Linked DNA regions of Homo sapiens: region 2 is linked to region 1. Evidence: chromatin loops called from intact Hi-C (ENCODE). Cell type or tissue: dorsolateral prefrontal cortex. All regions are shown on one strand. Links, peaks and the distances in the headings refer to the core of each region. The heading gives the core; the rest is flanking DNA.

Evidence for each region. Hi-C counts contacts between places; a loop is a spot of excess contacts. Peaks named below come from ENCODE experiments on the same cell type or tissue, not always from the same donor. Only the 100,000 strongest peaks of a DNase experiment are listed, where the experiment ranks them.
Region 2: it touches region 1 in a loop (11-fold over the local background); 10 of 110 quality-filtered maps call a loop at or near these places.

The regions. Positions count from the first base shown.
Region 1 is chr3:149,965,959-149,972,095 of GRCh38, reverse strand. PFN2 (profilin 2) reads left to right here and starts at 1,201. Exons shown (of 3, transcript NM_053024.4): 1 at 1,201-1,371; 2 at 3,546-3,738; 3 at 5,510-6,137. The coding sequence starts at 1,240. The coding sequence ends at 5,607. It overlaps LOC646903 (a long non-coding RNA gene), which reads right to left and starts at 817. Exons shown (of 1, transcript NR_036538.1): 1 at 1-817. RefSeq lists enhancers at 1-468, 469-1,000 and silencers at 846-905, 1,136-1,215, 1,426-1,665, 1,676-1,725, 1,746-2,005. In dorsolateral prefrontal cortex, for the core only: CTCF peaks have their summits at 4,613 and 4,812 (motif pointing left); no DNase peak of the experiment used is centred there; H3K4me3 peaks cover 2,254 bases.
Region 2 is chr3:149,762,668-149,769,710 of GRCh38, reverse strand. ANKUB1 (ankyrin repeat and ubiquitin domain containing 1) reads left to right here. Exons shown (of 6, transcript NM_001144960.3): 5 at 1,616-2,554. Among named protein-coding and RNA genes, the nearest start is that of COMMD2, 14 kb to the right of the region's middle. In dorsolateral prefrontal cortex, for the core only: CTCF peaks have their summits at 3,560 and 3,761 (motif pointing left); no DNase peak of the experiment used is centred there; H3K27ac peaks cover 1,670 bases.

The sequences.
Region 1 (6,137 bases), core at 3,638-6,137:
ACGAATAGCTTCTCAGGCACTCTACCCACCGTTTACCTTGTTAATACAAATCTTTCCCAGACCTGGGTCCCGAAATTATTTTACCCTGCAGAGCAGAAATGTTACGGTGTTCATTCAGTGAACTCTTCCCTAGTTTTTAATCTTTGTATTTTCTGCGTATACTTCAAGCCACCAGTAACTTTCCCAGTTACCAAGAAACAGTGTAACACAGGTCGCTATTTGTTTTGTTCGGAATTTACGAGCAATTTAACCACACGTGATTAGCAACATTAAGGGGGCTCCTCCAGGCAAAGAATCCACAGAATGAGAGGCCCTTGGTACCCAAATGAAGCAACAATGAAAGATCGGCGAAGCTCAGCAAGGTTCCTGAGCGCCACGGACGCCTGCTCTGATTTCAGGTTGCCGGCGCGCGCCCGCGGGTCTGCCTTTATGGACGAGGCGCAAGAGGGATCCAGGAAAGACGGTGCCCTTAGAGACTCGGAGATTAGCGTGGGCAACCCTGCCACCAGCTGCCCCTGCCACCAGCCGCCCCCACAACAAAAAGGAGGAAACGCTCCGCATCCCGTCACCAGGACAACTCTGTAACCCGACACCGAGGCTCAAGATTCCGCATCCCGGGCAGCGAACACAGGAGAAAAGCACATCGCGGCCCGGCCGCGGGGCTCCAAGGCGTCCGTGCCGCCGCTGTTCCTGGGGTGCCGAGAGCGACGCGGGGTCCACCCTCTCCGCCGGCCCGAGGTCCGAAGCTCGGCCCGCCACCGCTCCCGGCCGGCGCCTCCCGCACGTGGCGGCCGTGATTGTCCCGGGGCGGTATCCCTCCGCGCCCCCGCCTCAGTCTCCCCCCGCCCTTCCCGGGACCCTCCGTGCCCGGGCGCCGCGGAAGGATCGCACGCACGCGCGCGCGCACGCCCAGCCGTGTCCGCGGAAAACGGAGGGCGCTGCGGTAAGGAGCAGCCGCCACAGGCACAGCCGCTTCGCAGCCTCCCGCCGCTGGTTTGTCAGCCCCGCGGCTGCGGGCGGCCGGGCGGCCGAGCGCGCTCTGAGGTTCGTCCCTCATCGCTGAACCCGCGTCCTCCCGCCGCAGCTCCTCGGGGAGGGGGGCGGTCGGTGCCTGCGCAGAGCCGCCTCCTCCCCGCCCCCGCCCCGCCTCCCCCCGCGCCGCCGCCGCCCGCTACCGCCGCCGCCGCCGCTGCGCCTGCTGCTCCTCGCCGTCCGCGCTGCAGTGCGAAGGGCTCGAAGATGGCCGGTTGGCAGAGCTACGTGGATAACCTGATGTGCGATGGCTGCTGCCAGGAGGCCGCCATTGTCGGCTACTGCGACGCCAAATACGTCTGGGCAGCCACGGCCGGGGGCGTCTTTCAGAGCATTACGGTGAGGACCAGTGGCGGCCGGTACCCTGGTCCCTGCACCGGAGCGGGGTGGCCGGCCGCGGGGGCACCGCAGCGCGGGGCTGGAACACTGAGGGCCGAGCCCGCAGGTGTGCTAGGCAGCGGGCGCCGAGGATGCGGCTGCCGGGCGGGCGGGGAGGCCGAGGCCCGGGGACGCCCCCTCACCCGGGGCTGCGCTGACAGGCTGGGGGCGGCGGCCGGACTCCTTGCTGGCCCTGGCCGGGCGCCCCCGGCGTTCCCAGCGTCGGTCCAGGTGCCCGGGTTGGGGGAGGGGGCACGCACCGGCCAGGGCAAGGGGAGGGGTTCCTTTTTTCCTCCTAGTGCGGTTCCCCTAGGTTCTCTTGAAGCCCTGAGGTTTGCTATGCACGTTCTGGGGTGGAAGCGGGGGTCGGGGATCCGGGCTGGGGCGCGCGGGCCCCGGGTGGAGGTCCCTAGGCTCTCTGGCCGGCTCTTGCTCCGCGGACAGCGCGCCTCCCGCGCCTCCGGCTGTGGGAGGCGGCGGCCCCGGCCCGGCCCCCGGGATTCTCGAAGCGACTTTGCGTAGGTTTACCGATGTCCAGGCCTCTGGGGCTTGCGAGAGATGTACGCCGACCGCGTAGGTGGATTCGTGAATCTCGACTTCAGCTCTAGCTCTATAGGTTGTTTTTTTTTTTTTTTTAAATTCTCCAAGATGGCGAACTGCCATTGATTTCTCTTCTCATATGGAGATTCATCGATATACGGTTATCCCCAGTTATGCAACATAGCTCAAAAAAGGGGTGCTTTTCGGGGGCTTTCAATTATCTGCGAAGACCAGGAGCACACTTCACTTCTCTAAGTCCCTCCCTCTTTAGTGGTGGCAGTAAAGGAACTAATGCAGTTTTATGCTTCACATTGCCTGATTTTCTTGAGACTTGATGGTTTTGAGTTGGTTGCAATATGTTTGGAGAATATTTGCCACAAAACCTCCAGCTTATTGTTTTGCCTGTTTCTGCCCAAGGCTGTTTCTAAAATTATGATAATTGTACTAAATACGAGACCATTCTCTTTATTTCTTAGCACCACGCTCCCTTTCCATTAAGCACCAAAATTCAGGTCCCCTATTAAGGGTGCTAATTATTCTTTTACCACTTAACATGGTTTAAAGTCTAACTTTAGAACTCAGTCCTTGATAGTAGTACTTTAAGGTCTCGTATACCCGCAGTGGACTACAATTCTTGTAGGGAATTGGCATCTGGTCATCAACTTTTTTCCTGCAGTCCTCTTGTCTTTGTGTGTGAGTTCCCGCTGTCTGACTAGGAAGATTGCGGGAGTGTGCTTGGAAATGGCTGGGGCCTGCTATGACTCTGCAGTTCTGATGGGGGCGACGCCTTCCTTCTTATTCATGGAATGTTAGAATGCACGTTTTCTCCTTTCCGGTTCTGGTGGCTACCTCAGTTTCTTTCCCAATCTCCCTCCATTTTTTCTGTTTTACTATTGCCTACCGCAGTGCTGTAGACAGAATCCACTTTGCGTTTGCCCAGAAAGAAAACTGATTACTGAGATGGGAGGGGAAGGGAAGTTGGAAAGAAACGGGAGTCGTGGCTAGAAAAATAGGAGGGAAATATGAATTTGGAAAAGCACTGATGTCCAGGGGTTGAAGTCCATCTCATCACGTATATTTCTAGTTACTCTAAGCAGAGAAGTGAACACATCAAAGAACAGGCTTTATTTTGGGAGACTTTGAAGCAACTTTAAATTTGATGAAACATGATTTACTGTAATGGGACTGAATATGATAGACCAGCTTTGTTCAGAGTTGATAGCTGAATTTTTACCATTACGTGAACACTTTCAGGCACCAGCTGACTTAATACAGTTTATAAATAACTCTTTAAGTTTGCACTTTGTCTAGTGTCAACTGTCAACTCTTTACAGTTTCTTTGTATAGACTGGTCTTGGTTAAGAGACGACATCATTAACTGAAGTCAAATCAACTCATGTAAAATATGTGATTATATAGGATTAAATAATTATTTAGAAAAGACTGAATCTTGGTTTTACATTAGTGAAATGTGGCTATCTGGCAGTGGTAGCATAAGCCTAGCTACAGCCCTTCCTGTTACATCAAGCCCTAAAAGGAGTTAACTACAACTTAATGTGTGTGTGTTTTTTTTTTTTCTTTTTGGTGGGGGGCAGCCAATAGAAATAGATATGATTGTAGGAAAAGACCGGGAAGGTTTCTTTACCAACGGTTTGACTCTTGGCGCGAAGAAATGCTCAGTGATCAGAGATAGTCTATACGTCGATGGTGACTGCACAATGGACATCCGGACAAAGAGTCAAGGTGGGGAGCCAACATACAATGTGGCTGTCGGCAGAGCTGGTAGAGGTGAGTAAGGCATTCTTTTGGTTAAAGTTGCATGCCACATTACAACTTATTAAGCAGTTTCTTTTAACATTTTGAATAAAAGTTAGTCCATAATGGCTATTAAGGTGGTTTTTGTGAACTGCCCAGCACTATGGAGAAGCACTGCTTTAGTTTTACCTACTCTACAGCATCTATGACCTGGCCTCTTAGATCCTGATTTTGTTTCTACGATAGAATATTCGTATGAACTCACTTTCAGCTTTATTAAACTTAAAAGTCTCTTAAACTGCTTGACATGTCAAATCATAATCCTGTGGTGTTTCAGATTGTTAAATTGTTCGAATCACTTGGTTATTTTAGTCCCTTTTGGTGTGTGTTTGACCTTTGGATCTCTTTTCTTTTTTTTCTTGCTTGTATTCTAACCATTTCACTACTCAGCATAAAGAAGGAAAAATTAACATCCGTTCATTTTTCAGTTAGGAACTTTGCTGGGGAAAAGATAATTAGATGAGGATTTTGGAGTAAGTTGTCCATTCACTGAAATATTTTCAAAGATTGTGTCTGAGACTTAGATTTGAAAAGTAGGAAATTACATTTAGTTTGTATACTTGGTCCAGAAATTCAGGTGTCTCCAGACTGTTGTCAGCATTATAGAAACTCTTAATTGCACTAAAGAAGTCTCCCTACTTTTTCAAAATAAACTTTTGAAATTGAGTTTTATTATGACATCTAATTGATTTACAAATACATTTTAATGTGTTAACGCATACGAATATTTTGTAAATAGAGAGTGCTTCTGTAGCCTCACATAGCTGACTTGGCACATCTAATTTTAATAACAGCTCTACCATGTGAGGGGAGTTGAAGCTGCTGTGAGTTATAATTAATGCTATGGCTCTACCAGCTCCCTGTGATTATCCTAAAAGTTACTCGTATTCTGGTGTGAGTTGATGTTTATAAGGATTTATAAGAAAATTAGATGACTTTGAAATAGTGACAAATCTCTTTAAACCTTAGCTGCACTATACGCTGAAAAGAAGCGTCAAACACAAGACAAAAAACCAGAATATTTTATACGATACAGCACTACTGACATCTAGTGGTAGTGAATATAAAATTTGACATATACATATATTTTGGGTTATACACCTTTGAATTGCATCATAGAAGAGCAATTAGAAATCGTAAACCTATTTTTTTAGACGCAATTAAAAACAAGGCTACTACGGTGAAGTTATCAGTAAGCAAACACCTTAAATAATTTAATTTGGCCTTTTCTGAATGATACTGAGTATGCTACTTAAAATTTGATCTTCATTTTCCTCTGGAAATAATAGATACATTTAGCCTCACTGGTAAAACTTAATAGTTTAAACTTATCAAGCATGTTAAAATTTGGGGAGAGTTTGTAAGTAAGTAACTCCCCAGGTTTATTAAGTTTATATTTTGGGGGCAAGTAATAACATGTACTTGACATCAGCCAGAATTTTTTTGCCCTAAAATAGAAGACAAATGGTCACTTTTTTTTTTTTCTGTAGCTAGTGTAAAGATAGTTGTATAGAACTTTTGCTTGCATTGATTGGCTTCCAAGATGCAGTCAAGTTTACTATTTTCTGTTTAGTATATTACTAGTTTGAAAGTTCTTTTTGGAAACCTACTTGACTTCAGTGCTTGGCAGTTCATGGAAAACTAACTTAATGTTAACTTATTAATCCGGGTTCTGTCTGCTAAAACTTATGTGACTTTCTTGATTAACACTTCTTTTGAAACACTTTTCTTCTTTCTCTTTCAGTCTTGGTCTTTGTAATGGGAAAAGAAGGGGTCCATGGAGGCGGATTGAATAAGAAGGCATACTCAATGGCAAAATACTTGAGAGACTCTGGGTTCTAGCTGCTAGGCAGACTGTTAAGTATTAGGGGAAAATTGCTCTTAAACTTTCCTAGCTATAAGCTTAAGTCTTAATTCTGGAAATTTTATTAGCAATGCAGGGTGATGGGGTATGAACCTGTGTCTCCTTTGTATCCCTCTGTTGGTGGGGAAAGGTGTCTTTCTTTCTGCCCTCCCCCCCCAAAATAATTCTGTTCACTTTTGTTTTGTTTCCTTGTGTACTCCAGCATTGGTTATAGTCATGGGAAAGGAAGGTGTCCACGGAGGCACACTTAACAAGAAAGCATATGAACTCGCTTTATACCTGAGGAGGTCTGATGTGTAAGCAGCCTCTCCCCATCTACCTAGCAACTGTCTTCATCAACAACCCTAATTATGGTCACAATGCTACCAAACTGTAGATGGTAGCTAATTTTTCTTTACCTATTTTCTAATGTCATGATTCCTGTTTGCCCAATGGATCATTTGTATGTTAACCACTGTATGTAACCAACCCTTATCTGGCAACATAATTGCAGCACAATAATGATTTG
Region 2 (7,043 bases), core at 2,206-4,705, 200 kb after region 1:
CTTTTTCATTTTCAGTACAGCATTCAATAAATTATAGGATATATTCAACAGTACATTATAATATAGGCTTTGTGTTAGATGATTTTGCCCAACTGTATGCTAATTAAGGTAGGCTAGACTAAGATTTGATGTTCAGTAGATTAGGTGTATTAAATGCATTTTAGACTTATGATACTTTCAGCGTATGATGGTTTTTATCAAGACGTAACTCTATAATAAGTCAAAGGACGTCTGTATCTTGCCAATTTCACATTCAGTTATTCTTTAAGAAAACACTTGTTAATTGGCTGAAAACATTGGCCACGTCTTCCTAAGCTCACATGTAATTTTTCAAACTGCATTTATTACCAGCATTCACACTTTTGCTATACATAAAGTGTAACGGGTATAGCTGGGGCAGGAGGAGGGTTGGTTCAGAGAGGCAGGCGGTCATTTTAATGTGTTAATACAGCCATCAGCTTCTCAAATACATAAATTGCACTAATCTGTAGGTTTAATAGTACTTTAGAAAAGTGCCCCCTCATGGGTGATTTAATCATGTTTTGCAGAAGCCAACACACCAGGAGGTCTGAGGCTCTGTGAAGTGATGGATTAGAAGAGCAGATTTTACAATTTTATAAAATATTCTAATATTTTATACTAATTTCTATTGTGGGGTAGTGATATTTCTTTTTCCATGTTCTGCATCCAAAGAAATAGCTGTGTTGCTTTGTTACTTTTAATAGTGTATATTTATTTAATACTTTACGGCAGACACTGTGTTATATTTATTACCTCATTTTATGCTTGTAACAATTTGATGAGGCGGACACTTTTTAATCTTATTTTACACATGAGGAAACTAAGATCAGAAAACCTGCCCCATGTTGGCTGGGCACAGTGGTTCACACCTGTAATCCCATTACTTTGGGAGGCCAAGGTGGGCAGATCACTTGAGGTCAGGAGTTCGACACCAGCGTGGCCAACGTAGCGAAATTCCTGTTTCTACAAAAAATACAAAAATTAGCCAGGTGTGGTGGCTCGCACCTGTAATCCCAACTACTGAGGAGGCTGAGGCAGGATAATTGCTTCAACTCGGGAGGTGGAGGTTGCAGTGAGCCAAGATTGCATCACTGCACTCCAGCCTGAGCAACAGAGCAAGACTCTGTCTGGGGAGGGGGGATGGAGGAAGAAAACCTGCCCCATGTCACACAAATAGCAAGGGCAGAACTGGGTATTGAATTGTAACAATTTAACTCTAGTGTTCATGTGCTTGACCATCTATACTTGACTTCATCTTTAAATAAAATCTAATAGCTCAGAGAATGTACATGATCAGACTTAAAAGCTCCTTGTATTTCCCCATGCATGATATTTTTCGAGGATTTAATTTTTATAAGAAAGATGACCACTTCAAGGAAACTATTTACACGTGCATAGTAGGATAATGTGTATAAGCAGGACTTGTGCAGTTTAACCTGTATGTCACTATATGCCTTTTCTAAAAATATTTTAAGGTAAAAGTTAAGAAGAAATAAACATTCAACTAGAATATTTCATGAGCATTTAGTGTAACTACATTTGTCTGTTTGCTGATTTTCTAAACACCCCCTCCCCACTTGTTTCACTCATTTAGGTATCAGAAAAGGGTAGCCCTGTACATTGCTGCTTTTTGTGGGTACATTGAACTCACTGAATGGGCCCTGAAGCAGGGTGCGCGGCCCCACGAGGCAGTCGGTGTTCACCCCTATCGAGCATGGTGCCATGAAGCCCTTCATGCAGATGTCTCTAAATGCCCCATTCATGCAGCCGCAGAAGCAGGCCAACTGTTGATTCTGAAGGCCTTTGTCAACTACAGTGTGCTGTGCCTGGAATGCAAAAATGCAGCAGGACAAACTCCCCTGACCATTGTGTTCAAACACAAGCATAAAGACTGTGTATTATATTTGCTCAGTAAAATGTGGTCCACAGTTTCTTTTCCAAAAATTTCAGTCCCAATGAGGATTTATATTAAAATAAAACAATGGATCCTCAGAGCTCAGAGTCACAGTCTTCATAAAAGCCAGTTTTGTGGAGCAAGGGTCTTTGGGGCAAAAGTTGGAGACACTGTGATGGTGGATGGTTTCACCAAACCAAAAATGACCTCCAAGAGCTGGCATAAGGCTGGGAACAGCGACTCACAAAGCATCGTGCTCAAGCTACCATCTCTCAGCAAACAAACTGCAAGCAGCAAACCTGTCAATCCTTTGGCAATTTCACAGCCGGACACAAGAAAACAAGCCCTCAAATTTCATCCACTGGTGAATGCAAGTTCATTCTCTGAATTACAAAAACATCAACAACAAAATCAGAAAAAAATTACTGCCACAGCTAGGAAAAAAGAAAAGCTCATAAAAAACACATATCTTCCCCAAGTCCCCCTCCCTCCAGTTTCAAGAGTGGGATATTCACATCCATCGTTTTTCTATGCAACACCCAGTGCTGACTTTTTACTGAAGTCCTCCTTCTCATCTTTCTTAGAGCACAGTGGGAAGACTCCATGGGAGAACGCAATCTACTGCTTAGCTGTGGCAAGGTAATGTTCTCCCCTTAAACATACAAACAGCAAAGCTTTTATAAGGCAGGTCCAGGATAAGGAATGGTCCATAATGCCCTACTATGCCACTGAAAGTAATACAAGTTGTTCCAGTGCATCAATACCCAGCTTCAAGGACCTCATCTTAGCCTCATCACTAGGACAAAATGAATTAATATTATTGGCCAATCCAATCTGTGCAGTACTTTACTCCTCAAACTTTCAGGAGGGAAAGAAACACAGTAGAAAGAATTGTATCAATTCTCAAGGTCCCTTGCTGCTGCTGCTGCTGCTGCTGCTGCTGCTGCTGCTGCTGCTGCTGCTGCTGCTGCTGCTGCTTTTCTTTTTTCTTTTTGTTTGAGACAGGGTCTCGTTCTGTTGCTCAGGCTGGAGTGCAGTGGTGCTATCACAGCTCATTGCATTCTTGAATTCCTAGGCTCAAGCAATTCTCCCATCTCAGCCTTCCAAGTAGCTGGGACTACAGGCACATGCCACTATATCTGATTGATTTTTTTTTTCTGTAGAGATGAGGACTCACCATGTTGCCCAGGTTGGTCTCAAACTCCTGGGCTCAAGCGATCCTCCCACCTTGGCCTCCCAAAGTGCTGGGATTACAGGCATGAACCACTGTGCCTAGCCTGCTAATGCTTCTTCTTTTTCCTCCTCTTCCACTTCTTTGTCTTCCTCTTCTTCTTCTAAAGCTAATAAAACATTAATTGTAATTAGAGGGGAAAGAGAGAAAACTGAAATATGGGAGGGAGACATAAAAAGTGTCATAGAAAACTAAATGGTAATGAAAATGGGAAGAAAGAAAGGAACACATTAATGACAAATTGAATGATTAAAGACTTGAATTGACTGACTAGGCAAGATACACATATGGGGTGAGATCTGTATTGGACAGGGTGCTAGAATTGACATTAATATTTACAGTGAGTTAAAAGGTAATCCTTAGCACATCTAAAGAGATAAGAAAGTGTATCGGAATTAGATGTTTAAGGTACACAACTCTCTGATTAGAGCTCAGATCCCATCCATTACTTATGAGGTATTATTTGATGCAAATTTTACAGTTAGAAATATAGATTTACAAGCGACTTTTCCCTTTACTCAATATAATGAGAAGTAAAGAAAAAACAAGGCTAGATTGTTCTACTTGCTTTTCTGTACTGGTCTTTAGCTCAGCTCAACTTTATTTCAGTTAGGTTGTTGCCACCTTGTGGTGAGAGTAATTTGGGCTGTAAAACTCAAAATTCAATATCCAACAGAGTGAGGTTGACAATAGAGGAAGACACTTAATAGCTTAATAGTCTCAATCTTTGTAATTTGTGAGATATCTCTGACTAGAATGTATAAAAAGAGATCACCAAAAATTCTAGAAATATACTAGGAAAATTATTAATTGAAAAAACTACATAGTCCCTCTTAAAATAAGGCTGTAAACAAGAAAGGAAATATTGATTTGTTTTATCAACAGATACATGCTAAAAATGAGTTTATTTTTCAAACATTCAGTAAGTGTTTACTATAGCCCAGTGCTGTGCCCAGCAGAATGGAAATGTGCATGAAAAAGCATCTGTTTTTAAGGTGTGTGTGTGTGTGTGTGTGCATGTGTGTGTGTGTGGTTTTAGATAAGAAAAGCTGACAGTGTCTGTTGTTGTATACAGTGCTTTCTTGGGGAGGAAATGAGTTATGAAATATATAGTAAAATCCATAAGGACCACTAATCTCACATATATGGCTTGTTGAATTTTTATGTTTTCATACAAGCACTACTCAGATCAGATGCAAACTATTTCCAGCACCCCCCAAAATTTCCTTCATGCCCCTTGCCAGTCATGATCCTTCCCGGATGTAACTATTATTCTCATCTCTATCACCGAAGATTACTTTAGCCTGTTCTTGAACTTCATATAAAGGGCACATATGGCATATACCTTTGATATTTTGCTTTTTTTGTTCAACACATTGCCTATAAGATTCATCAGTGTTTTTGCATGTATTGATTGTTCTTATTTCTATGTAGCATTCCATTTGTATGCAGTATTCCATATCCTAATTTATTTATCTATTTTCCTACTGATGGACATTTAAATTGTTTCTAATTTAGGGGCTACTTTGAATAAAAATGCATGATTGTTCTTGCATATGAGTTTTGGTGGACATCTGCGTTCACTTCTCTTGACTCTATACCAAGGAATAGAATTGCCGGGTCATAGGATAAATTTATGTTTAGCTTTAGTAAACATTTCAAAACACTTTTTAAAAGAGACTACCAGTGTGCTTTTTTTTTTGTAGCTACATTTCATAAGGATTGGAATTATTAATGAGTGGCAATTTCAAGGTCAAGAAAGAAATTTCTAGAGAAAACATTTTGTTAAAGTGTTATTCTGTGAAGGAAAGAGAGAGAGGAAAGAAGGAAAGAAAATAAGGAAGGAAGGAAAGAGAGAAAGAGAGGAAGAAAGAAGGAAGGAAGGAAAGAAAAAGAAAGAAAGAAGGAAGGAAAGAAAGAAAGAGAGAGGAAGGGAGGAAGGGAGGAGAGGAGGGAGGGAGGGAGGAAGGAAGGGAGGGAGGGAGGGAGGGAGGGAAGGAAGGAAGGGAAAGGAAGGAAGGGATTAATGCAGAAGGGAGACCCATAGGGGGAGTGGTGGTCAGTCTGACCGCACATTTACTCTGGCAGTGTTACTCCTAGCAAATCCTCTTTCCATTTCTCTTTTCTCAATATTTTTCTCTTTCCTGTATTCACACCCTCCACTTCCCATCCATTTCTGCCCCCTTTCCACTGAATCTTTCCCAGGATCTGTTCCACCTTCCTTTGTTGGTGGGCTGTGGAAGGGAAGGAGAGATCTACAATCTCATGACCCTGCAGTCTTCTTGATCGAGTTCAAGTTCCCCATAGAAGTCACAAAAGCACTTACATCTACCTGAAGTAGACAGTCAAGGCAGGCAGTCAGGTGGTCTGAGCACCCCTCTAAATGACCAGTGCAGCTCTTGTACCACAAAGACACAAACATGAGGAATGGATGGACGCTATCTTGATGGCTACATGCACCATCACCAAGCTAGTGTCATAGCCAGGAAATGGGGAAGAACCTAATGTAATCCTTCATGATGCTGACCCAGGGATCAGGTGGGTAAAGTGACCATCAGATGTTCCTGTTTTACAGAAAGGGGAGTCTCCCAAAGCAGACAAGTCATCTGGCATCATGTGAAAGTACTTGTTGGACCACATGTCATTCAGGAACTCCTACCTTTAGATTCATAAAACTAAACCTCTCAGGGTTGACTCCAAGATGGCATTATGCAGTTAACACAGATCAAGCGCTAATGTGGGTTTGGGTTGGTGAGTAAATGTGGCTGGTGTAGACAGTCACTGAGGCCAGAAGGTCACATAGAGTCTCATTCCTCAGCCTAGACGTCAGTAGGCTTTACACAGGTCAAAGAATATCTGTAAGGTGTGTCTAGAAAATAGCTTTCCTTATTGCTCATTGTCCAATTCCAGAGAGGTTTATGTGACCTGGGAGTCCAGTTAAGTAAAGATTCAAATGTAAGGGATTGATCCAGAAGGCTGAGAGTTTGAGTGGACTGAGAATAGATGATAATCTCAAATGTTATGAGCTTTGCTGGGCTCTTGTACTCTGGATACAAGTACAGCTCTTTGTTTTTATTCTTTATTTAAAAAGGCATATCTTGTATGTTTTAATCACCTTTTGTATCTCCAGCACATAGAATAGTGCTTGCCATAGAGTAAGTGCTCAATACGCATCTTTTTCTTAAGGTAAACAGTTTTTGAATGAATGCAGAAAAGCCAGGTTTCAAATGCCAGGGAGAGAATCAGGATAGGCTCTGAGCCTAGGAAGAGCAAGGATATGCATCAGAACAGGAGAGGACTTCAAACTAAGTCTGGTGGGATACAGGGAAAGGCTGAAAGTGCCTGAATGATTTCTTTAAGACTTAACACCTAATTTTATGGGCTGCATGGATGGGTTAACTCAGTTTAGAGGGCACAGAAAGACACAGCCATTGAGGTAAAGCAAGAAGTTAATCTAGAACAAAGAAGTTGAATCAGGCAGACATAGACCTGGTTCAAATGTTGGAAACACTATGGTACTTTTATACAGGGTTACTCCTAATAGATTGAGTGAAAGCCTTTTAGAAATACCAGACTTTGCCAGACAACATGGGCAGAGGTGAGGTAAAGGATCCAGGCAGAGCTAGTAACATGGTCAAAGGCACTTTTGTGAAAGAGCAAGCAAGAAATTGAATTTTCAGGAAGGTACGTGGATTTGCAAAAGTCATCCTAGGCAATAAGGAAGAACTGGCTGGAGATAAGACTGGCAAAGTAGACTGCATCTACACTAAGAAGCATCTTGTGTGACCAAGTGAAGAGTTTGCTTCTTATTCCCCCTTCCATGGGGTAGGAGGTAGGTGGGAAGCTCATAGAAGTTCTTTTTCATGAAGTAAGTTCCATAATCAGTTTTTGTTTGTT